2 separate regions of the Homo sapiens genome follow, and region 1 is linked to region 2. A link is an interaction called in ENCODE POLR2A ChIA-PET data of the cell type or tissue named here. Cell type or tissue: HepG2. All regions are shown on one strand. Each heading gives the region's core, and the rest is flanking DNA. Links, peaks and the distances in the headings are about the cores only.

Evidence for each region. Peaks named below come from ENCODE experiments on the same cell type or tissue, not always from the same donor. Only the 100,000 strongest peaks of a DNase experiment are listed, where the experiment ranks them.
Region 1: POLR2A ChIA-PET joins it to region 2 with 10 read pairs; 8 of 35 experiments call an interaction of 5 or more read pairs at or near these places.

The regions. Positions count from the first base shown.
Region 1 is chr1:28,373,070-28,386,018 of GRCh38, reverse strand. All of the region lies in intron 1 of PHACTR4 (phosphatase and actin regulator 4), which reads right to left. Among named protein-coding and RNA genes, the nearest start is that of PHACTR4, 9.8 kb to the right of the region's middle. In HepG2, for the core only: no CTCF peak of the experiment used is centred there; DNase peaks (open chromatin) are centred at 9,598 and 10,278.
Region 2 is chr1:28,442,791-28,455,446 of GRCh38, reverse strand. All of the region lies in intron 2 of PHACTR4 (phosphatase and actin regulator 4), which reads right to left. Among named protein-coding and RNA genes, the nearest start is that of SNHG3, 57 kb to the left of the region's middle. RefSeq lists a silencer at 4,625-4,674. In HepG2, for the core only: no CTCF peak of the experiment used is centred there; a DNase peak (open chromatin) is centred at 7,566.

The DNA of each region.
Region 1 (12,949 bases), core at 2,360-10,359, 69 kb after region 2:
AACACTTCTCAGCAAATGCAAAAGAACTGAAATCATAGTAAACAATCTCTTGGACCACAGCGGAATCAAACTAGAAATTAAGACTAAGAAATTCACTTAAAACCAGCCGGGCGTGGTGGCTTACGTCTGTAATCCCAGCACTTTGGGAGGCCAAGGAGGGCGGATCACCTGAGGTCAGGAGCTCAAGATCGGCCTGGCTAACATGCTGAAACCCTGTCTCTACTAAAAATACAAAATTAGCTGGGCGTGGTGGCACACACCTGTAATCCCAGCTACTCGGGAGGCTAAGGCATGAGAATCGCTTGAACCCAGAAGCGGAGGTTGCAGTGAGTTGGAATCGCACCACCGCACTCCAGCCTGGGCAACAGAATGAGGCTCCGTCTCCAAAAAAAAAAAAAAAAAAATTCACTTAAAACCATACAATTACATGGAAATTGAATGACCTGCTCCTGAATGACTTTTTTTTTTTTTTTTTTGAGACAGAGTCTTGCTCTGTCGCCCAAGCTGGAGTGCAGTGGCACGATCTCAGCTCACTGCAACCTCCGCCTCCAGGTTCAAGCAATTCTCCTGTCTCGGCCTTTCAAGAAGCCAGGACTATAGGCATGCACCACCATGCCTGGCTAATTTTTGAATTTTTAGTAGAGATGGGGTTCTACCATGATGGCCAGGCTGGTCTCAAACTCCTGACCTCTGGTGATCCACCTGCCTCGGCCTACCAAAGTGCTGAGATTACAGGCATAAGCCACTGTTACTGGCCCTGAATGACTTTTGAGTAAATAATGAAATTAAGGCAGAAATCAAGAAGTTCTTTGAAACTAATGAAAACAAAGATATATCATACCAGAATCTCTGGGACACAGCTAAGGCAGTGTTAAGAGGGATATTTAGAGCACTAAGTATCCACATCAAAAAGTTACAAAGATCTCAATTTAACAACCTAACATTACAACTAAAAGAACTAGATAACCAAGAGCAAATCAATCCCAAAGCTAGCAAAAGAGAATAATCAGTATCAGAGCTGAACTGAAGGAGATTGAGACACTGAAAACTCATTCAGAAGATCAACAAATCCAGGAGGGATTTGGGTTTTTTGTTTTATTTTATTTATTTATTTGTTATTATTTTTTGAGATAGAGTCTCACTCTGTTGTCCAGGCTGGAGCACAGAGGTGCAGTCTTGGCTAACTGCAACCTCCACCTCCCAGGTTGAGGCGATTCTCATGCCTTAGGCTCCCAAGTAGTTGGGATTACAGGTGTGCACCACCATGCATGGCTAATTATATTCTTAGTAGAGATGGGGTTTTGCCATGTTGGCCAGGCTGGTCTGAAACTCCTTGCCTCAAGGGATCCATCCACCTTGGCCTCCCAAAGTGCTGGGATTACAAGCATGAGCCCTTGCGCCTGGTGGAGTTGGGTCTTTGAAAAAAGTAATACAACAGACTGCTAGCTAGACTAATAAAGACAAAAAGAGAGAAGATTCAAATATAATCACAATCAGAAATGAAAAGGGGCTATTACCACTGACCCCACAGAAATACAAATAACCATCTGATAATATTATGAACACCTCTATGTACATAAACTAGAAAATCTAGAAAAAATGGATAATTCCTAGACACATACACCCTCCCAAGACTGAACCAGGAAGAAATTGAATCCCTGAACAGACCAATAACGAGCTCTGAAACTGAGTCAGTAATAAATAGCCTATCAGCCAAAAAGAGCCCAGGACCGGATGGATTCACAGCTGAATTCTACCAGATGTACCAAGAAGAGCTGGTACCATTCCTGCTGAAACCATTCCAAAAGAATGAAGAGGAGGGACTCCTTCCTAACTCATTCTATGAGGCCAGCATCATCCTGATACCAAAACTTGGCAGAGACACAACAAAAAAAAGAAAACTTCAGGTCAACATTCTTGATGAATATCAATGCAAAAATCCTCAACAAAATACTGGCAAATCAAATCCGCAGCACATCAAAAAGCTTACCCACCACAATCAAGTAGGCTTTAGCCCTGGGATGCAAGGTTGGTTCAACATATGCAAATTCGTAAATATGATTCATCACATAAACAGAACTAAAGACAAAAACCACATGATTATCTCAACAGATGCATTAAAGGCTTTCGATAAAATTCAATACCACTGCACGTTAAAAATTCAATGAAGTAGGTATTTAAGGGCATCTAAATAGGAAGAGAGGAAGTCAAACTATCTTTGTCTGTAGACAACATGACCCTGTATCCAGAAAACCTCATGGTCTCAGCACAAAAGCTCCTTAAGCTGATAAACAACTTCAGCAAAATTTCAGGATACAAAATCAACGTGAAAAATCACTAACATTCCTATACCTCAACAACAGTCAAGCTGACTGCCAAATCAGGAACACAATCCCTTTCACGACTGCTACACACACACACACAAATACCTAGGAATACAGCTAACCAGGGAGGTGAAAGATCTCTACAAAGAGAACTACAAAACACTGCTCAAAGAAATCAGAGATGACACAAACAAATGGAAAAACGTCCCATGCCTATGGATAGGAAGAATCAATATTGTTAAAAGGGCCGCACTGCTCTAAGAAATGTATAGATTCCATGCCATTCCTATTAAAATACTATTGACATTCTTCATAAAACTAGAAAAAAAAATTATTTTAAAATTCATATGGAACCAAAAGAGCCAAGGAAATCCTAAGCAAAAAGAACAAAGCTGGAGGCATCATGCTATCCAACATCAAACTATACCACAGGGCTACAGTAACCAATACAGCATGGTACTGGTACAAAAAAAGACACATAGACCAATAGAACAGAATGGAGAACTCAGAAATAAAGGCCACACACCTACAAGTATCTGATCTTTGATAAGCCAGACAAAAATAGGCAATGAGGAATTCCCCATTCAATAAATGGTGCACGAGGCCAGGCGCGGTGGCTCATGCCTGTAATCCCAACACTTTGGTAAGCCAACGTGGGTGGATCACTTGAGGTCAGGAGTTCGAGACCAGCCTGACCAACATGGTGAAACCCTGTCTCTACTGAAAATACAAAAATTAGCCAGACATGGTGGCGGGGCCTGTAGTCCCAGCTACTCAGTAGGCTGAGTCAGGAGAATCACTTGAATCCAGGAGGCAGAGGTTGCAGTGAGCCAAGATCGTGCCACTGTACTCCAGCCTGGGCAACAGAGCGAGACTCTGTCTAAAAATAAATAAATTAATAATAATAAACAGTGCTGGGATAACTGGCTAGTATGCAGAAGATTGAAAATGGATCCCTTCCTTACTCTATATACAAAAATTAACCTAAGACAGATTAAAGACTTAAATGTAAAACCCGAAACTACAAAAACCCTGGAAGACAAGCTAGGCAATACCATTCTGGACATAAAAATGGGCAAAAATTTCATGATAGGCCGGGCGCGGTGGCTCACGCCTGTAGTCCCAGCACTTTGGGAGGCTGAGGCGGGCGGATCACGAGGTCAGGAGATCGAGACCATCCCGGCTAGCACGGTGAAACCTTGTCTCTACTAAACATACAAAAAATTAGCCAGGCGTGGTGGCATGCGCCTGTAGTCCCAGCTACTCGGGAGGCTGAGGCAGGAGAATGGAGTGAACTCAGGAGCCGGAGCTTGCAGTGAGCCAAGATCGTGCCACTGCACTCCAGCCTGGGCAACAGAGGGAGACTCTGTCTCAAAAAAAAAAAAAATTTCATGACAGAGACACCAAAAGCAATTACTACAAAAGCAAAAATTGATAAATGGGGTCTAATTAAAGAGCTCCTGCACAGAAAAGGAAACTATCAACAGGGTGAACAAACAACCTACAGAATGGGAGAAAATTTTTGCAAACTATGCATCTGACAAAGGTCTAATATCCAGCATCTACAAGGAACTTAAACAAATTTGTAAGAAGAAAACTAAACAACCCCATTAAAGAGTAGGCAAAGGGCTGGGCGCAGTGGCTCACGCCTGTAATCCCAACACTTTGGGAGGCCAAGGCAGGTGGATCACTTGAGGCCAGGAGTTCGAGACCAGCCTGGCCAACATGTTGAAACCTCATCTCTACTAAAAATACAAAAATTAGCCTGGCGTGGTGGTGTAGTCATCCCAGCTACTCAGGAGGCTGAAGCACAAGAATCATTTGAAGCTGGGAAGCAGAGGTTTCAGCGAGCCAAGATTGTGCCATTGCACTCCAACCTAGACAACAGAGCAAGACTCTGTCTCAAAAAGAAACAAGAAAAAAGTCGGCAAAGGACATGAACTGACATTTTTCAAAAGAAGACATACATACAGCCAACAATCATATGAAAAAAGCTCAACATCACTGACCATTAGAGAAATGCCAATCGAAATGACAATGAGATACCATCTTATACCAGTCAGGATGACTAGTATTAAAAAGTAAAAAAATAGGCCAGGCCAGGCGCAGTGGCTCATGCCTGTAATCCCAGCACTTTGGGAGGCTGAGGCGGGCGGATCACGAGGTCAGGAGATCGAGACCATACTGGCTAACATGGTTTAACTGCGTCTCTACTAAAAACACAAAAAATTAGCCAGGCGTGGTGGCATGCACCTGTAGTCCCAGCTACTCGGGAGGCTAAGGCAAGAGAATCGCTTGAACCCGGGAGGCGGAGGTTGCAGTGAGCTGAGATCACGCCACTGCACTCCAGCCTGGGTGACAGAGCAAGACTCCGTCTCAAAAAAAAAAAAAAGGCCAGGCGCAGTGGCTCACGGCTGTAATCTCAGCACTTTAGGAGGCCGAGGCGGGCAGATCACGAGGTCAGGATTTCAAGACCAGACTGCCAACATGGTGAAACCCTGTCCCTACAAAAATACAAAAATTAGCCGGGCGTGGTGGTGTGGGCCTGTAATCCCAGCTACTGGAAAGGCTGAGAGGAGAATTGCTTGAACCCGGGAGGCAGAGGCTGCAGTGAGCCGAGATCACTCCACTGCACTCCAGCCTGGGTGACAGAGCAAGACTCTGTCTCGGAAAAAAAAAAAAAAAATTCAAAAAATAATGCTGGCGAGATTGTGGAGAAAAAGAAATGCTTATACATTGTCAGTGGGAGTATAAATTAGTTCAACTATTGTGGAGGACAGTGTGGCAATTCCTCAAAGACTTAGAAATACCATTCAACCCAGAAATCCCATTACTGGTTATATACCCAAAGGAATATAAATCATTCTATTATAAAGACATATGCACACATATGTTCACTGCAGCACTATTCACAACAGCAAAGACACGGAATCAACCTAAATGCCCATCAAAAGTAGACTAGATAAAGAAAAGGTGGTATGTATACACCATGCAATACTATGCCACCATAAAAAACAACAAGATCATGTCCTTTGCAGGAACATGGGTGGAGCTGGAGGCCATTATCTTTAGCAAACTAATGCAGAAACAGAAAAACAAATATCACATGTTCCAAATATTGCATGATGAGAACACATGGACACAGAGGGGAACAACACTCACTGGTGCCTATTGGAGAGTAGAGGATGGGAGCAGGGAGAGGATCTGGAAAAATAACTAATGGGCACTAGGCTTAATACCTGAGTGACAAAATAATATACACAACAAACCTCCATGATACAAGTTTACCTGTATACCAAACCATGCACATATATCTCTGAACATAAAAGTTACATTTAAGGCCGGGCGCGGTGGCTCACGCCTGTAATCCCAGCACTTTGGGAGGCCGAGGCGGGCGGATCACGAGGTCAGGAGATCGAGACCATCCTGGCTAACACAGTGAAACCCCGTCTCTACTAAAAATACAAAAAATTAGCCGGGCGTGGTAGCGGACGCCTGTAGTCCCAGCTACTCGGGAGGCTGAGGCAGGAGAATGGCGTGAACCTGGGAGGCGGAGCTTGCAGTGAGCCGAGATCGCGCCACTGCACTCCAGCCTGGGCGACAGAGCGAGACTCCGTCTCAAAAAAAAAAAAAAAAAAAAAAAGTTACATTTAAAAAAACACAGAATAACATTTTTATCCCACACATCTAAATTAGTCTGTCCAAAAGTTAAAAAAAAGTTGATAATAGAAACACAAGTTGAGAATATAATATTTACTCCACTTATGGAAAAATAATTTTACAATTATGGAATATAAGAAATTATAGGCTGGGCGCGGTGGCTCACACCTGTAATCCCAGCACTTTGGGAGGCCGAGGCGGGCGGATCACGAGGTCAGGAGATCGAGATCATCCTGGCTAACACGGTGAAACCCCGTCTCTACTAAAAATACAAAAAATTAGTCGGGTGTGGTGGCGGGCGCCTGTAGTCCCAGCTACTCGGGAGGCTGAGGCAGGAGAATGGCGTGAACCCGGGAGGCGGAGCTGGCACTGAGCCGAGATTGTGCCACTGCACTCCAGCCTGGGCAACAGAGCGAGACCCCATCTCAAAAAAAAAAAAAAGAAAAGAAATTATAGGCCAGGGCCAGCCACAGGGGCTCACACCTGTAATCCTAGCACTCTGGCAGGCCAAGGTGGATGGATCACTTGAGACCAGGAGTTCAAGACCAGCCTAGGCAACATGGCGAAATCCCATCTCTACAAAAATTTTAAAAAATCAGCCTGGCGTGGTGGCCCGCACCTATAGTCCCAGCTACCCGGGAGGCTGAGGTGGAAGGATCACCCACCTGAGCCTGAGGAGGTAGAGGTTGCAGTGAGCTGTGGTCGCACCACTGCACTCCAGCCTGGGTGACAGACTGAGACTCTGTTTCAAAAAAAAAAAAAAGAAAGAAAGAAATTATAGGCTGGCCATGGTGGCTCATGCGTGTAATTCAAGCACTTTGGGAGGCCCAGGCAGGAAGATCGCTTAAGCCTAGGAGTTCAAGACCAGCCTAGGCAATGTGGCGAAATCCCATCGCTACAAAAAACCCAAAAATTAGCCAGGCATGGCGGTATGCCTGTAGTCCCAGCTACTCAGCAGGCTGAGACAGGAAGATTGCTTGAGCCCAGCAGGGGAGTTGAGGCTGCAGTGAGCCATGACTGTGCCACTGTACTCCAGCTTGGGCAACAGAGCAAGACTCTGTCTTAAAAAAATAAATACATACATAAATAAAAATAAAAATAAATAAACCTAGATCAGTGCCTGGGTAATAACAGTAATCAACTGGTAACAACTACTCTTATTTCACCTTCCATGTCCACCACTTCCAAATATATCTTCTCTCACCCTTTATTTCTTCATATTCCTCTTCAAAGTTTACTGTTTCATGAGCTTTTCATTCTATTTCCTCCTAAGACTTCTTCATTATCTACATTTTCTCTGTGCACATCTCCAATATCTGCCTCTCTGCTGGCTGCTTTCCCTTTCCCTTCAAACATGTCAAACCTCTCCCATCCTTAAAATCAAAACAAAACAAAACATTCTAAATACTTCCTCTATTTTTTCCCCCTTGTGCCCTTGGGTTGTTAAAAAAAAAGGGGGGGGGGGCTGGGGGGAGAAAGAAAGAAAGAAAAACAAAAAAATGGTTAAAAAAAAAACTTTTTTCTTTTTTTTTGAGATGAAGTCTCACTCTGTCACCCAGGCTGGAGTGCAATGGCATGATCTTGGCTCATTGCAACCTCCGCCTCCCGGGTTCAGGGATTCTCCTGCCTCAGCCTCCTGAGTAGCTGGGATTACAGGCACTTGCCACCACACGCAGCCAATTTTTTTTTTTTTTTAGTAGAGACGGGGTTTCACCATGTTAGCCAGGCTGGTCTCGAACTCCTGACCTCAGGTGATCCACCCGCCTCAGCCTCCCAAAGTGCTGGGAATACAGGTGTGAGCCACTGCGCCTGGCCAAATTTTTTTTTTTTTTTTTTATGAGATGGAGTCTCGCTCTGTCACCCAGGCTGGAGCGCAGTGGCACAATCTTGGCTCACTGCAAGCCGTGCCTCCCAGGTTCACGCCATTCTCCTGCCTCAGCCTCCCGAGTAGCTGGGACTACAGGCACCCACCACCATGCCCGGATAATTTTTTGTACTTTTAGTAGAGACGGGGTTTCACCGTGTTAGCCAGGATGGTCTCAATCTCCTGACCTCGTGATCCGCCCGCCTCAGCCTCCCAAAGTGCTGGGATTACAGGCGTGAGCCAACACATCTGGCCAAAAATTTTTAACAAGTACATAAATACCTTCTCTAAACCCTCTCACCAACCATCAAGATAGTAAGCAATTTTTTTTTTTTTTTTGAGATGGTCTTTCACTCTGTCTACCTGGGCTAGAGTGCAGTGGCGCAATTACGGCTCACTGCAGCCTCAACCTTCCAGGCTCAGGCAATCCTCCCACCTCAGCCTCCAGAGTAGCTGGGACTCATAGAAGCGTGCCACATGCCAAGCTAACTTTTTTGTAGTTTTTGTAGAGACAGGGTTCTGCCATGTTGGCCAGGCTAGTCTTGAACTCCACCTTGTGGCCTCATGATCCTAGGATTACAGGCCGCAGCCACCACTCCTGGCCTACAGATCATTTCAAAAAGCTTTGATGGGCTGGGTGTGGTGGCTCATGCCTGTGATCCTGGCACTTTGGGAGGCTGAGGCGGGCGGATCACTTGAGGTCAGGAGTTCAAAACCAGCCTGGCCAACATGGTGAAACCCCATCTCTACTAAAAAAAAAAAAAATTAGCAGGGCATAGTGGTGCACGCCTGTAACCCCAACTACTCAGGAGGCTGAGGCAGGAGAATCACTTGAACCCAGGAGGCGGAGGTTGCAGTGTGCTGAGTTCACGCCACTGCACTCCAGCCTGGGTGACAGAGCAGGACTCCCGTCTACAAAAAAAAAAAAAAAAAGGCTGGGTGCGGAGGCTCACGCCTGTAATCCTACCACTTTGGGAGGCCAAGGTAGGTGGATCACCTGAGTTCAGGAGTTTGGAACCTCAGGACCAGCCTGGCCAACATGGCGAAACCCTGTCTCTACTAAAAATACAAAATTTAGCCGGGCATGGTGGTGAGCGCCTATAATCCCAGCTACTTGGGAGGCTGAGGCTGGAGAATCGCTTGAACCCGGGAGGCAGAGGTTGCAGTAAGCTGAGATCACACTGTCACTCCAACCTGAGTGACAAGAGCAAAACTCATTTCAAAAAAAAATTAAGGCCGGGCGCGCTGGCTCACGCCTGTAATCCCCACACTTTGAGAGGCCGAGACAGGTGGATCACGAGGTCAGGAGATTGAGACCATCCTGGCTAACATAGTGAAACCCTGTCTCTACTAAAAATACAAAAAAATTAGCCGGGTGTGGTGGTGGGCGCCTATAGTCCCAGCTACTTGGGAGGCTGAGGCAGGAAAATGGCGTGAACCCGGGAGGTGGAGCTTGCAGTGAGCCGAGATTGCACCACTGCACTCCAGCCTGGGCGACAGAGCAAGACTCCGTCTCAAAAAAAAAATTAAAAGGTCTACATAGGCCCAGCGCAGTGGCTCACGCCTGTAATCCCAGCACTTTGGGAGGCCAAGGCGGGTGGATCGCTTCAGCTCAGGAGTTCAAGACTGGTCTGGGCAACATAATGAGACCTTGTCTCTACTAAAAGAAAAAAAAAAAAAAGAAAAAATTAGCCAGGCATGGTGGTGCATGCCTGTAGTCCCAGTTACTCAGGGGGTTGAGGTGGGAGGAGTGCTTGAGCCTGGGAGAGAGGTCAAGGGTTCAGTGAGCCCTGATCATGTCACTGGACTCCAGCCTAGGTGACAGAGTAAGACTCTGTCTCAATTTTTTTTTTTTTTTGAGACAAGGTCTCACTCTGTCACCCAGGCTGGAGTCCAGTGGCACAATCTTGGCTCATTGCAACCTCCACCTCCTAGGCTCAAGTGATTCCTGTGCCTCAGCCTCCTGAGTAGCTGGGACCACAGCAGTGAAAAAAAAGAAAAAGAAAGAAGAGAAAAGAAAAAGGTCTACATAATTTGGTTATGGTAGCCCCTGTGAAGACACGGCTGTGAAAGTTTTTTTTGTTTGTTTGTTTGTTTTTTTGAGATGGAGTTTCGCTCTTGTTGCCCAGGCTGGAGTGCAATGGTGTGATCTCAGCTCACAGCAACCTCCGCCTCCCGAGTTCAAGCCATTCTCCTGCCTCAGCCTCCCAAGTATCTGGAATTACAGGCGTGTACCACCACGCCTGGCTAATTTTGTATTTTTAGTAGAGACGGGGTTTCTCCATGTTGGTCAGGCTGGTCTCCAACTCTGGACCTCGGGTGATCCACCCACCTCGGCCTCCCACAGTCCTGGGATTAGAGGCGTGAGCCACCGCGCCTGGCCGATTGTGAAAGTTTTACAACAGGACTTTAGAGCTCCCTCAGAATAAAGAATCCATCCATTCCCTTCTCTCTTTCCTATTTTACTTATTTACTTATTTTTTGAAACAGGGTCTCCAGCTCTGCCACACAGGCTGTAGTGTGGTGGCACAATCATAGCTCACTGCAGCCTCAAACCGTGGAGCTCAAGTGATCCTCCTATCTCAGCTTCCTGAGTAACTGGGAGTACAGATGTCCACTACCATGCCTGGCTGATTTTTAATTTTTTTTTTTGTAGAGACAAAGTCTTGCTATGTTGCCAGGCTGGTCTCAAACTCCTGGGATAAACATAAAGTGATCCTCCTGCCTTAGCCTCCCGAAGCACTGGGATTACAGGCATGAGCCACTGGGCCCAGCCTCTCTCTTTATAAATAATCTTCTTCCAATGCTCCTTGTTTTCTTTTCTTTTGTTTTTTTTTTGGGGGGGTGGGTGGGGGCGGGCAGGGGTGGTGGGAGGATGGAATCTTGCTCTGTCACCCCGGCTGAAGTGCAGTGGCACAATCTCTGCTCACTGCAACCTCTGCCTCCTGGGATCAAGCAAGTCTCATGCCTCAGCCTCCCAAGTAACTGAGACTACAGGCATGGGCCACCACCCCCAGCTAATTGTTTTATTTTTAGTAGAGATGGGGTTTCGCCATGTTGGCCAGGCTCGTCTCGAACTCCTGGCCTCAAGTGATCTGCTTGCCTTGGCCTCCCAGAGTGCTGGGATTACAGGCGTGAGCCACCGTGCTGGGCCTCTTCTTCTAATAGTAGTAAAAATAACTTGCTACAGGAATTTGAAGCGAATAATGTATCCAAATACTTATTCTACTCCCTCTTAGAAACAATCCACAAGATAGGAAGAGCAGGAATCAATTACATCCATGTTAAAGACAAGAAAACTAAAGCTCAAAGAGGTTGAGTTGCTCAAGGTTGCAGTTATATGAGGGAATTTTATTTATTTAGTGCTTATTTACTGTCAGACTCCTTCCTCTTCCCAGCCAACCCTAATCAGTAGGTAAACCCCAAGAGGGAAAATACTTGTTTTCACTGTTTTGTCCTCAATGTCTACAACAGTGCCTAGAATATAACAGACTTTCCGTATTTGTTGACTGAATGAACAGATGGTTTTGGAAATGAAGTAAACCAACAGCAAAAGCACAAGGAAAAAAAGTTCTTTCCCATTATAATGCAATAATAAAAGATTTCAAACAGGCTACTACCAGTTAGAAAGGCTAGACTACATAATTGTATTGACTCAATTCCATTGGCATGTTATGCATTTTACCTAATAAGTAAGGGAGGTGAAATAGGTTTCTGTTTCTGATGTCACATTCATGGCATGTACTAACATAAATCCAAGACTTAACTGCAGGTTTGAAACTGATTAAAAGTTTTTATTAAAAGCAGAAACTAGAGAGAGCATTCTCTTGAGTCCCGATGGTCTGACTAAAAAAGTACAGTATCTTAATTTTGGTTCTGTCTTCAATGTTAGTTTCAGCAGCCAAAGCTATTGTATTTATGTTCTCCAACATATTTAATAAACCTTATAGCAAAGATTAGGGGGAACCAAAACTGAGTAACTCACCACTTTTTGAGCGTTGCATAAAACTGCCATTCTGCCTAGGCACAAGGTAATCACAGCATATGAGAAGACAAAGTAATGGGACCAATGTTCAATATAATTTAAGAGAAAGACTCATTGTTTATGGTTCCAGAAATTCCAGTTCCTTGTAAATCAATTTGCCTTAATTGGAAAATATTTTCCATTTTCTCCAATATTTAGATTTTAGCAAATTAAAGCTGTTGGTGCTGCTAAGATTAGTAGCTGTAATAAGTGTGAGGTAACTGAAAGAGGACTAGATTTGAAGTATGGTTTACTCTGATATTTCCTACCTGGGTTAACTATAACCTTGGGCAAGTCACTTCAACATTTTAGAGGCTAGGCTTTATCAGCTGTAAAATGAGAGTAACAACCATCTCACAGAACTGTAGTGAGGATTAAATGACACAATGTGTATTAATTTGTTTAAAAAATGGTACTGGGAGGCCGGGCATGGTGACTCATGCCTGTAATCCCAGCACTTTGGGAGGCTGAGGTGAGAGGATCGCCTGAGCCAAGGAATTTGAGACCAGGCTGGGCAACATGGCGAGACCTGTCTCTATAAAAATTATAAAATTATGGGCCAGGCGTGATGGCTGACGCCTGTAATCCCAGAACTTTGGGAGGCTGAGGTGGGCGGATCATCTGAGGTCAGGAGTTCAAGACCAGTCTGGCCAACATGGTGAATTCCCGTCTCTACTAAAAATACAAAATTAGCCAGGCATGTTGGCACATGCCTGTAATCCCAGCTACTCAGGAGGCTGAGGCAGAAGAATCACTTAAACCCGGGAGGCAGAGGTTGCAGTGAGCCAAGATCGTGCCATTGCACTTCAGCCTGGGCAAAAAGAGTGAAACTCCATCTCAAAAAAAAAAATTATGTTTAAAACAAACAAAATAAATGAATAAATATATAGCTAGACACACTGGCTCACGCCTATAATCCCAGCACTCTCGGAGGCTAAGGTAGGAGGACTGCTTGAGTCCAGGAGTTCAAGACCATCCTGGGCAACACAGGGAGACCTCGTGTCCACAAAAAAATTAAAAAATTAGCCAAGTGTGGTAGTGTGCACCTGTAGTCCCAGCTACTCAGAAGGCTGAAGT
Region 2 (12,656 bases), core at 2,923-10,922:
GGCAGGCAGACCACCTGAGATCAGGAGTTTGAGACCAGCCTAGCCAACATGGTGAAACCTCGTCTCTACTAAAAATACAAAAATTAGCTGGGTGTGGTGGTACACGCCTATAATCCCAGCTACTCGGGAGGCTGAGGCAGGAGAATCTTGAACTTGGGAGGCGGAGGTTGCAGTGAGCCAAGATCACATCACTGCACTCCAGCCTGGGTGAAAGCAAAACTCTGTCTCAAAAAAAAAAAAAAAAAAAAGAAAGAAAGAAAAAGAAAAAGAAAAATGAGGCCAGATGCGGTGGCTCATGCCTGTAATCCCAACACTTTGGGAGGCCGAGACAGGTGGATCACTTGAGGGCAGGAGGTTGAGACCAGCCTGGCCAACATGAGGAAACCCTGTCTCTATTAAAAATACAACAACAAAAAAAAATTAGCTGAGTATGGTGGCAGGCACCTATAATCCCAGCTACTTGGGAGGCTGAGGCAGGAGAATGGCTTGAATGCGGGAGGTGGAGGTTACAGTGAGCTGAGCTGGTCTCAAACTGCTGGGTTCAAGTGGTCCTTCCACCTCAGTCTCCCAACGTGGTAGGATAATTGGAGTGTTTAGGCCATTTATATTTAATGCTTTTCCTATATATCTCAAATATGGTCCAAGTTGCAAATAAACAACAGAAGCTTACAGTTGTTTCTTCCCAAATTTATAATACATTATCTCCAATTATGTGTTATTGGAAAGTGTATTGTGCAATTGTTGGGTATGGTGTTCTAAATATGCCAATTAGGTCAAGGTGGTTAATCATATACAAATCATTAAGATCCCTTCTGATTTGTTGTCTGTTTGCTCTATCAGTAACTGAGAGAGGTATGTTAACATCTCTAATTATGAAAGTGATGGCCGGGCGCGGCGGCTCACACCTGTAATCCCAGCACTTTGGGAGGCCGAGGTGGGCGGATCACGAGGTCAGGAGATCGAGACCATGGTGAAACCCCATCTCTACTAAAAATACAAAAAATTAGCCGGGCGCAGTGGCGGGTGCCTATAGTCCCAGCTACTAGGGAGGCTGAGGCAGGAGAATGGCGTGAACCCGGGAGGTGGAGCTTGCAGAGAGCCGAGATCACGCCACTGTACTCCAGCCTGGGCGACAGAGCGAGACTCCGTCTCAAAAAAAAAAAAAAAAAAAAAAAAGACAAAGTGATTTCTCTCTTAGTTCTATTAATTTTTGCTTTATATACTTTGAAGCTGTTATGAGGTATATACAAATTTAGAGTTATTATATCTTCCTTTTGAATGGACTTTTTTATCTTTCTGGGTTCAATCAATCCTCTGGCCTCAGTCTCCAGAGCAGCTGGGATTAAAAGCGTGTGCCACTACACCTGGCTAATTAAAAAAAAAATTTTTTTTTAATAGAGACAAGGTCTTGCTATCTTGCCCAGGCTGGTCTCAAACCCCTGAGCTCAAGGGATCCTCCCACCTTGGCCTTCCAAAGTGCTAAGATTACGGGCGTGTGCCACCGTGCCTGGCCGTGTTCCATGTATTCTTTTCCTGCCTGAATTACATCCAGGGTCCTCTTCTTTTGGTCCTGATCCAGTAGCAACTTTTATGCTTTGTCCACAGCTTCAAAAGCCTTTTGTGCTCTGTCAGCATCATGATTTTTGTCAGGACGCACCAATGTGGATAACTGCTGAAACCTCTTTTTTTAATTTCTTCATCTGTAACTTCAGGATCTAACTGAAGAACCTCAAATGGGTTCAAATTGAAGTAAGAGGAACCAGGACGGGTCCATCTTTCAATCTGATTTTTGGATGTTAGAACCGAGTCTCTCTTCTCTATTTGTTTCACCTCACTGTAGAAGGTCAGAAATGCATCCACTGTGCTGCCTCTGCTGCCCAAGTCCCACTCTCTCGTGAAGCCGCCATTTCCCCAGCCCAGCCACCACCTATGTATATATACTTATAAAAATGGCAGGCAACTGCAGCTACAGACCTCAATCTATGGTATGCATCACATCAGGCGATTCAACTTTTCCTTGTGTTTTCTCTTTTTTTCGTTTTCAACTTTTTCTTATAATGTCATGACTCTTCTCTGCTTCTTAAGAGCAATTCCAGTATCATTAGTGGCACGTGTTGTAGGTCCCGTGGTGTTATTCAAGATTTATGATATTGCACTAAGCTATGAAGAACTGCTCACTAGAAAATTAGCATCATACAGCATTTTAAGTGGATACTGGCAATACTTGAGCTCACTTCAATAGTAATAGGAGGTGGCTATGAAATTACAGCAGTACAGTATATGCTAGTTAATTTAATTCATTTTTATTTTTATTTATTTATTTTTTTGAGACAAAGTTTCATTCTTGTTGCCCAGGCTGGAGTGCAATGGCGTGATCTCGGCTCACCACAACCTCTGCCTCCTGGGTTCAAGCGATTCTCCTGCCTCAGCCTCCCAAGTAGCCGGGATTACAGGTACGCAAAACCACACCCGGCTAACTTTTGTATTTTTAGTAGAGATAGGGTTTCGCCATGTTGGCTAGGCTGGTCTCGAGCTCCTGACCTCAAGTGATCCACCCACCTTGGCCTCCCAAAGTGCTGGGATTACAGGCGTGAGCCACTGTGCCCGGACTTATTTTTATTTTTATTATTTGTTTGTATTTTTTATTTTTTGAGATGGAGTCTCACTCTGTCTCCCAGGCTGGAGTGCAGTGGTGTGATCTTGGCTCACTGCAACCTCCGCCTCCCAGGTTCAAGTGATTCTTCTGCCTTAGCCTCCTGAGTAGCTGGGACTATAGGCGTGTACCACCACGCCCAGCTAATCTTAGTAGAGATGAGGTTTCAACATGTTGGCCAGGCTGGTCTTGAACTCCAGATCTAAAGTGATCTACCCACCTTGGCCTCCCAGAGTGCTGGGATTACAGGCATGAGCCATTGTGCCCAGCCTCTTTTTAAAATTTTTGAGACAGCATCTCACTCTTGCCCAGGCTAGAGTGCAGTGGTGAGATGAGAGCTCACTGCAGCCTCCAACTCCTGGTGGGATCAAGTGATCCTCCCACCTCAGCTGTCTGAGTAGCTGGGACAACAGGCATGTGCCACCACACCTGGCTAATTTTTTAATTTTTTGTAGAGATGGGGTCTCACTATGTCGCCCAGGTCGACCTTGAACTCCTGGCCTCAAGTAATCCTCTTGCCTCAGATTCCCAAAGTGCTGGGATTACAGGCAAAAGCCACCACATCTGGTCTGCCTGTGAGTTTTTTTTTTCAAATTGTTGTAAATCTCCAAACAATCTGTCAATACATTTATTGAAAAACATCCACACATAAGAACCCACACAGTTGAAACCTGTGTTGTTTAAAGGTCAACTGTAATCTGGATTCTAAGAGTTCTTTTAAGTATATTCTCCTAGTTTGCCACAAGTAAAATATTGTGCTAAAGGAGCTAGAAACCAAATTTAATGAAGATCTAAATATGCCAGGTAAAAGTGTTTTAGCTGTATAATAAAGAGTTTTGAAGAATGCATAAATTTGCCAGGCATGGTGGCTCATGCTTTTAATCCTAGCACTCTGGGAGGTCGAGGTAGTGGGGATCACTTGAGCCCAGGAGTTTAAGATCAGCTTGAGCAACATAGGGAGACCCTGCCTCTACAAAAAAAAAAAATTAGCCAAGTGTGGTGCTTGCCTATAGTCTTAGCTACTTGGGAGGCTGGGGCAGGAGGATCCTTTGATCTGAGGAGGTTGAGGCTGTAGTGAGCTGTGATTGTGCCACTGCACTCCAGCCTGGGCAACAAGTGAGACCCTGTCTCAAAGAAAAAAATTAATGCATAAGTGCTTCATAGCAGTGGCTGATTAGATCTAATTAAGCCATTTATCTCTAAAACTGCTACAATAACACTGGGCAGGGCACAGTGATGCGCACCTGTTGTCCTAGTTACTCAGGAGGCTGAGGCAGGAAGATTGCTTGAGTCTAGGAGTTGAGGCTGTATTGTGATATGTATCATTGCACCTGTGAATAGCCACTGCACTCCAGCCTGGGCAACACAGCAATACCCTGTATCTAAAATTAAAAAAAAAAAAAATCCTGCTACAATAGTTCAAGCTTCAAGCTTCTTAGTATGAATTTCTGTTTGACAGGAGGATTCAATTGCAATGCTTAGAAACTGTAATAGAAACAAAGAGAAACTGACAGATGAATACATTACAGAACAAAGAGTAGGCTGGATGCAGTGGCTCACGCCTGTAATCCCAGCACATTGGAAGGCCAGGTGGGTGGATTGCTTAAACCCAGGAGTTCAAGACCAGCCTGGGCAACATACTGAGACATCATCTTTACAAAAATACAAAAATTAGGCTGGGTGCGGTGGCTCGTGCCTATAATCCTAGCATTTTGGGAGGCCGAGGTGGGCGGGTCACTTGAGGTCAGGAGTTGGAGACCAGCATGGCCAACATGAAACCCTGTTTCTACTAAAAATACAAAAAAAAAAAAAAAAAAAAGCTGGGTGTGGTGGTACATGCCTGTAGTTCCAGCTACTGGGGAGGCTGAGGCATGAGAATCTCTTGAACCCGGGAGGCAGAGGCTGCAGTGAGCTGAGACAACTCCACTGCACTCCAGCATGGGCCACAGAGCAAGACTCCCTCTCAAAAACAAAACAAAACGAAAACCACACACACACACACAACAATTGGCTGGGCGTGGTGGCATGCACCTGCAGTCCCAGATACTCGGTAGGCTAAGGCGAGGGAACTGCTTAAGCTCAGGTGGTTGAGGTTGCAGTGAGCTGTGATCATACCACTGTACTACAACCTGGGTGACAGAGGGAGAACCTGCCTCAAAACAAACAAACAAACAACCAAAAAAAACAAAAACAAAAAATATACTCAGGTATCCAGAAATCATCACTGTTTTTTAAAAAATTATATAAGTACACCCAAATTTGTTTTATACTAATAAAGGACTAAGAAAGATGGGCCTGAAACTGTTCATACGCCAATTCTGCACATAAATCTTTGTTCTCAGCATCTGATTTTATAAAATGCTCCCTCTAATTTCCAATTTGACAGAGAACATATAGGCATGCAGTCACATTTGGATAGACTGTTGTTTCTGTTTAAACTAGTTATGGCATTTTAAATGGCCTATGGCCCCATTCTGTTTTCTATGAGTGAAAAAAAAAAAAAAAGGTAGTTTTCCTTTGTTTGCCAGAAATCAGGGTGTAGGATGCTGGGTATAGTTTTACAATTGTGTGTTCCAAAGAAAACACCTTTTTCTTTGAGTCATGTAGCTACAGGCCATTAGGAAAGCACGTCACAGAGTTGACAGTCTTGGTGTTTTTTGGAGGGGGTGGAGGCTGGGAGTGGAAGATAACTAACCAAATTACAGTTTGGAGTTTCCTGTTTGAGTAGTACCCTGAAACCAGGCCTGGTATTTAAACTACTTACTCCCTCATTCAAGTTGTAGCACCTCACATATCATAGGCTTGTTTCTTACATCATTAATTATGCAGAGTTCTAGTAGTTTCTTCAACCACCATATTTTTCCTAGTAAATATTTAATTGAAGTTTTTAAGTGCAAGTGTAGTTGTTTCATATGAATTTCAGGGGTGATTTTTTTTTTTTTTATACAGAGTGTCACTCTGTCACCCTGGCTGGAGGGCAATGGCACGATCTCAGCTCACTGCAACCCCTGCCTCCTGGGTTCAAGGGATTCTCCTGTCTCAGCCTCCCAAGTAGCTGGGATTACAGGTGCCCACCACCACGCCTGGCTAACTTTTGTATTTTTAGTAGAGACAGGGTTTCACCATGTTGGCCAGGCTGGTCTCAAACTCCTGACCTCAGGTGATCCACCCACTTTGGCCTCCCAAAGTGCTGGGATTACAGGTGTGAGCCACAGCACTGGGCCATTGGCTGTGATTTTTAAATAAATGTATGATATTTATAAAAACCACTTAGCACCTTTCATCTTCGGATAAAGTATTCATTAACTATTTGCTATAGATACATATTATACCTGCATAACTTGATGGAGATATGAGATAAAACAGGATTAAACAATATGCCCTAGGTCAAAGATAATGTTAATTTTAGAATTAGATTTACAACCAATTATTTATTTTATTATACATATATATTTTTATTTTTTAGATATGGGGTATGTTACCCAGGCTAGAGTACAGTGGCTATTAATGGGCGCGATCATGGCACAGTGCAGCCTCAAACTCCTGGTCTCAAGCAATCCTGCTGCTTCAGCCTCTCAAGTCACTGGGGCTCTAGGGGTGCACCACTGCACCTGGCACAGCCAGTTGTTGTTGTTGTTGTTGTTTTGTTTTGAGACAGTGTCTCACTCTTTCACCCAGCTTGGAATACAATGGCATGATCATAACTCACTGCAACCTTGGACTCCTGGGCTCAAGCAATCTTCCTGCCTCAGCCTCTGAGAAGATAGAACTACAGGTGCAGACCACCTTATCTGGCTAATTTTTTTAGTAGAGATCAGGTTTCGCTATGTTGCCCAGGCTGGTCTCGAACTCCTGGTCTCAAGCAATCCTCCTGCCTCAGCCTCTCAAAGTGTGTGAGCTACCATGCCTTGTCCCCCCACCCCCGCCCCCCGCTTTACTTGACTTGGTAATAAGTAACAAAGTTATTGGATCTGTATGAACTCTCTGTATGTTTTACACCTTATCAGGTTTTTTTTTTTTTTTTTTTTTTTTGAGATGGAGTCTCGCTCTGTCGCCCAGGCTGGAGTGCAGTGGCACGATCTCGGCTCACTGCAAGCTCCACCTCCCGGGTTCACGCCATTCTCCTGCCTCAGCCTCCCAAGTAGCTGGGACTACAGGCGCCCACCACCATGCCCAGCTAATTTTTTTTTTTTTTTTTTTTTTTAAGTAGAGATGGGATTTCACTGTGTTAGCCAGGATGGTCTCGATCTCCTGACCTCATGATCCGCCCTCCTCGGCCTCCCACAGTGCTGGGATTACAGGCATAAGACACAGCGCCCGGCCACCTTATCAGGTTTCCTTTCCTTTCCTTTCCTTTCCTTTCCTTTTTCCTTTCCCCTTTCCTTTCCTTTCTTTTCTTTTCTTTTTTTTTGAAACAAAGTCTTGCTCTGTCACCCAGGCTGGAGTGCAATGGTGTGATCACCTGAGGTCAGGAGTTCCAGCCAGCCTGGCCAACAGTGATCTATCCGCTTCGACCTCCCAAAGTGCTAGGATTACAGGCATGAGCCACCGTGCCCAGCCTATTTGTCCAAAATTTTAATGTATGATTTTATTCAACAAGGTATACATACTTCACTGTGAAGAAGTACCAAATATCTTCATAATATAATGGTTTAGTCTGTTTTTAAGCCCACCTAGCTGGAAACAGATTTGCTATAAACAACCTTTTCACAGTATCAGAACATTGTAAACGTAGAACATTCATTTATGGTATTTACACTACTGTACTTATTCATTTTTGCCTTCTAAAAGAGGATTATTATTGGCTTTAAACAACTGTTTCAGAAAACTTCGGCAAAATTACAGAAAATAAACCTGCCACTAATGAACAAAGCAGGCTTTGTATAGAGAAGGCCCACAACTTCCTGTGGAAATATTGCATAGATCTGACCCTTGGGAATTAGAAAGAACTCGGTAAAGCCGTCAGGAGAAGATAGTCAGGTGGAAGGTCTCTCTCTGAACTTGCAGGTACAGTTATGTCTGAGATTCTACCTCTGGAAAAATAGTTTTCTGCCTATGATTGTATCAAGAAGTGAAGTTGCTTTACCACTGGCAACTTAATGTGCACACTGTTCTGACAAAAAATTCCAGGTTAAGGGTATGTTTTTATAGTGAAGGGCCAGAATATAAGCTATTCACTCATGGAAAAAAAACTTCAAACTTTCCAAAGTTTACTTGCAAGTAGAAAGACGAAATACATAGCCAGGCATGGTGGTGGGCACCTGTAATGCCAGCTACTTGGGAGGCTGAGGCAGGAGAATCACCTGAATCCAGGAGGCAGAGGTTGTAGTAAGTCGAGATCGTGCCACTGCACTCCAGCCTGGGCGACAGAGTGAGACTGTCTCAAAAAAAAAAAAAAGAAAAAAGAAAGAGGAAATACATATGTAGGTTGTGATAATAGGTCTATTAGTCCATTCTTGCATTGCTATAAAGAATTACCTGAGGCCAGGTACAGTGGCTCACACCTGTAATCCCAGCACTTTGGGAGGCCAAGGCAGGAGGATCACCTGAGGTCAGGAGTTCAAGACCAGCCTGGCCAATACGGCGAAACCCCGTCTCTACTAAAAATACAAAAAGTAGCCAGGCTTGGTGGCACGCGCCTGTAGTCCCAGCTACTCAGGAGGCCAAGGCAGGAGAATTACTTTGAACCCAGGAGGTAGAGGTTGCAGTGAGCTGAGATCGCACCACTGGACTCCAGCCTGGGCAACAAAGTGAGACTCTATCTAAATAAATAAATAAATAAATAAATAAAAAGAAATACCTGAGACTGGGTAATTTATAAAGAAAAGAGGCTTAATTGGCTCATGTTTCTGCAGTCTGTATAGGAAGAATGATGCTAGTATCTGCCTGGCTTCGGGGGAAGCTGCAGGAACTTACAATCATGGTGGAAGATGAAGGGGGAGTAGACACGTCACATGGCCCAGAACAGGAGCAAGAGAGCAAGGGGGCAGGTGCCACACACTTTTCTTTTTTTTTGAGATGGAGCCTCACTCTGTTGCCCAGGCTGGAGTACAGTGGCGCAATCCTGGCTCACGACAACCTCCGCCTCCAGGGTTCAAGGGATTCTCCTGCCTCAGCCTCCTGAATAGCTGGGACTACAGGCACACGCCACCATGCCCGGCTAATTTTTGTAGTTTTAGTAAAGACAGGGTTTCACCATGTTGGCCAGGCTGGTCTTGAACTCCCGACCTCATGATCCACCTGCCTCGGCCTCCCAAAGTGCTGGGATTACAGGCATGAGCCACTGCACCCAGCCTCCACACACTTTTAAATGACCAGATCTCATGAGAACTTACTATCTTGAGGACAGTACTAAGTGGATGGTGTTAAACCATTCGTGAGAAATCCACCCCAATCACCTCCCACCAGGTCCCACTTCCAACACTGGGGATTACAATTTAACATGGGATCTGGTTGGGGACCTAGATCCAAACCTTATTAATGGCCTATTTAGAAAATCCACTGGAGCAGAGAGAGGGATCAATAAGTTTTGGTTGGTAGTCCAAATTTGATAACAGAGAATCTTTTAAGGAGTTTATGACAGACCCCTATATTGCCACCTCCTCCTGAACACTGGATTACATGAGGAAAGTATGCCTGTTTCTCCTTTTTTAAAAGAAAGCATTTACTGTTAGATAAACAGCAGACAGGTATGAGAAATGTCTTTATAATTCTGATAACCAAATACTACTAAGCCTTTTTCTCCAAAATCTCATGAAGTACTTTATTTTAAATTAACCTATTATTTACTCCAGTTTTATTGTTGTTATGTAGCTATGTTAAATTTTATTCATCCTGCAATCTCCTTAGGATTTTGCCTCTAAGTGATAATATATTTCTTTTCCTTTCTTTTTTGTTTTTCAAACACAGTCTCGCTCTGTTAGCCAGGCTGCAGTGCAGTGACATGATCATGGCTCACTGCAGCCTCAACCTCCTGGGCTCAAGTGATCCTCCCATCTCAGCCTCCTGAACAGCTGGGACTGCAGGTGTGCACCACCACACCTGACTAATTGTTACATTTTTTTTGTAGAGATGGGGGATGATATATTTCCAAATCACGTTCCCCAAAACTGCTTCCAGTATCATAAGGGTGAGAACCCCATAACTCCAAGTTTCAGAGAAAATAAATCAAATGGTTATGGAAAAGGAATGTAGGAAAGAGAACATACAGTATCTTTTATAGCAATATATTATTATGCAAAAGAAAAGTGGGGGGAAAAGTTAATTAGTGAATTAGGGTAAATGAAGGGGCAAAAAGGAAAAAAAAAGAGAGGTAAAATGGAAAGACAGAGAAGGAAAGTTCCAAGCCAAATGGTTGGAGAGAATTTATTAAAAATCTTTGGTCCTTCTAATTAGAATTAGGAAGGGCTGGGTGCAGTGACTTATGTTTGTAATCCTAGCACTTTGGGAGGCCAAAGTGGGAGGATCGCATGAGCCCAGGAGTTCAAGACCAGCCTGGGCAACATAGCGAGACTCTGTCTTAAAAAAGAATAATTAAATATGGCCAGGTGAGGTGGCTCACGCCTGTAATCCCAGCACTTTGGGGGGCTGAGGCAGGTGGATCATGAGGTCAGGAGTTCAGGACCAGCCTGGCCAAGATGGTGAAACCCCGTCTCTACCTAAAATACAAAAATTAGTCGGGCATGCTGGCAGGCGCCTGTAATCCCAGCTACTCAGGAGGCTGAGGCAGAGAATTGCTTGAACCCGAGAGGTGGAGGTTGCAGTGAGCTGAAATCGTGCCACTGCACTCCGCCTGGGCAACAGAGAAAGACTCTGCCTCAAAAAAATAAAATAAATAAATAAATAGTTAAATAATATAAAAATGGGAGGCTGGGCGCAGTGGCTCACACCTGTAATCCCAGCACTTTGGGATGCCGAGGCAAGTGGATCACGAGGTCAGGAGATCGAGACCATCCTGGCTAACACGGTGAAACCCCGTCTCTACTAAAAATACAAAAAAAAAAAAAAAAAATTAGCTGGGTGCGGTGGCAGGCGCCTGTAGTCCTAGCTACTTGGGAGGCTGAGGCAGGAGAATGGCGTGAACCCGGGAGGTGGAGCTTGCAGTGAGCCGAGATCGCGCCACTGCACTCCAGCCTGGCCAACACAGCGAGACTCTGTCTCAAAAAATAATAATAATAAAAATAAAAAAATAAATAATATAAAAATGGGAAAGACCAAATGATCTGAAGAGACATTTCTCAAAAGAAGACATAAAAATGCCCAAATAGGCCAAGGGCTGTGGCTTATGCCTGTAGTCCCAGTACTTTGGGAGGCTGAAGTGGGCGGATCACAAGGTCAGGAGATCAAGACCATCCTGGCCAACATGGTGAAACCCTGTCTGTATTAAAAATACAAAAATTAGCTGGTCATGGTGGCACGTGCCTGTAATCCCAGCTACTCGGGAGGCTGGGGCAGGAGAACAGCCTGAACCAGGGAGTCGGAGGTTGCAGTGAGCCAAGACTGCTCACGCCACTGCATTCCAGCCTGGCGACAGAGCAAGACTCTGTCTCAAAAAAAAAAAAAAAAAAAAAAAAAAAAAAGCCAAATATATTTTTTTAAATGCTCAACATAACAAATCATCAGGTGAATGCAAATCAAAACCACAATGAGGTATCATCTCACCCCAGTTAGGAGGCTATTATCAAAAAGACAAAAAGTAGCCAGTGCTGGTGAGGGTACAGAGTAAAGGGAACACTATACACTGTCGGTGGGAATGTAAACTAGTATAGCCACTATGGGGAACAGTATGGAGGGTCCTCAAAAGAAAGAAAAACTACAAATAGCGCTACCATATGATCCAGCAATACCATTACTGGGAATATATCCAAAGGAAAGGAAATCATTATACTGAAGAGATATCTGCACTTCCATGTTTACTGTAGTACTACTCAACAACAGCCAAGATATGGAATCAACCTAGGTGTTCAACAACAGATGAATGGATAAAGAAAATGTGGTATATATACAAAATGGAATACTATTTAGCCATAAAAAAGAATGAGCCAGGTGTACTAGCTCACAACTGTAATCCCAGCACTTTGGAAGGCTGAGGCAGGAAGATCACTTGAGTCCAGGTCCAGGAGTTTGAGACCAGCCAGGGAAAGAGAGTGAGACCTCGTTTCGTCAAAAAATAAAAAAAACTAGCCAGGTGTGGTGGCATGTGCCTGTAGTCCCAGCTACTTAGGAGGCTGAGGGGGGAGGATCGCTTGAATCTAGGAGGCTGAAGCTGCAGTGAGCTATGATTGTGTCACTGTACTCCAGCCTGGGTGACAGAGTGGGATTCTGTCTCAAGAAAAAAAAAAAGAATTAGCTGGGTATGACAGTGTGCACCCGTAGTCCCAGCTACTCGGGAGGCTGAGGCAGGAGAATTGCTTGAACCTGGGAGGTGGAGGTTGCAGTGAGCCGAGATCGCGCCACTGCACTCCAGCCTCGGTGACAGAGTTGAGACGAAAGAACGAAAGAAAGAAAGAAGAGAGAGAGAGAAAGAAAGACAATGAAATCCTGTCATTCTCAGCAACATGGATGGAACTAAGGACATTATTTTAAGTTAAATAAGCTAGGAACAGGAAGTTTAACACCACATGTTCTCACTCATACATAGAAGCTAAAAAAAAGTTGATCTCATAGGAGTAAAAAGTACAACAGAGGCTACTAGAGGCTGGGAGAGATAATGGGAAGGGATGGGTAGGGAAAGATTTGTTAAAGAATACAAAATTACAGCTAGATAAGAGGAAAAAGTTCTAGTGTTCTATGCCACTGCAGAATGACTATAGTTAATAATATGTAGTTTCAAATAGCTGAGGAGGATTTCAACCTTCCCAATATAAATAAATACATGTTGGAGATGATGAATATGCTAATTACCCTAATCTAATCACATCATACATATGGAAATATCCATTATGTAGCCCATGAACAGGTACAATTATTTTCAATTAAAAAAAAAATTTGCCAGGCACAGTGG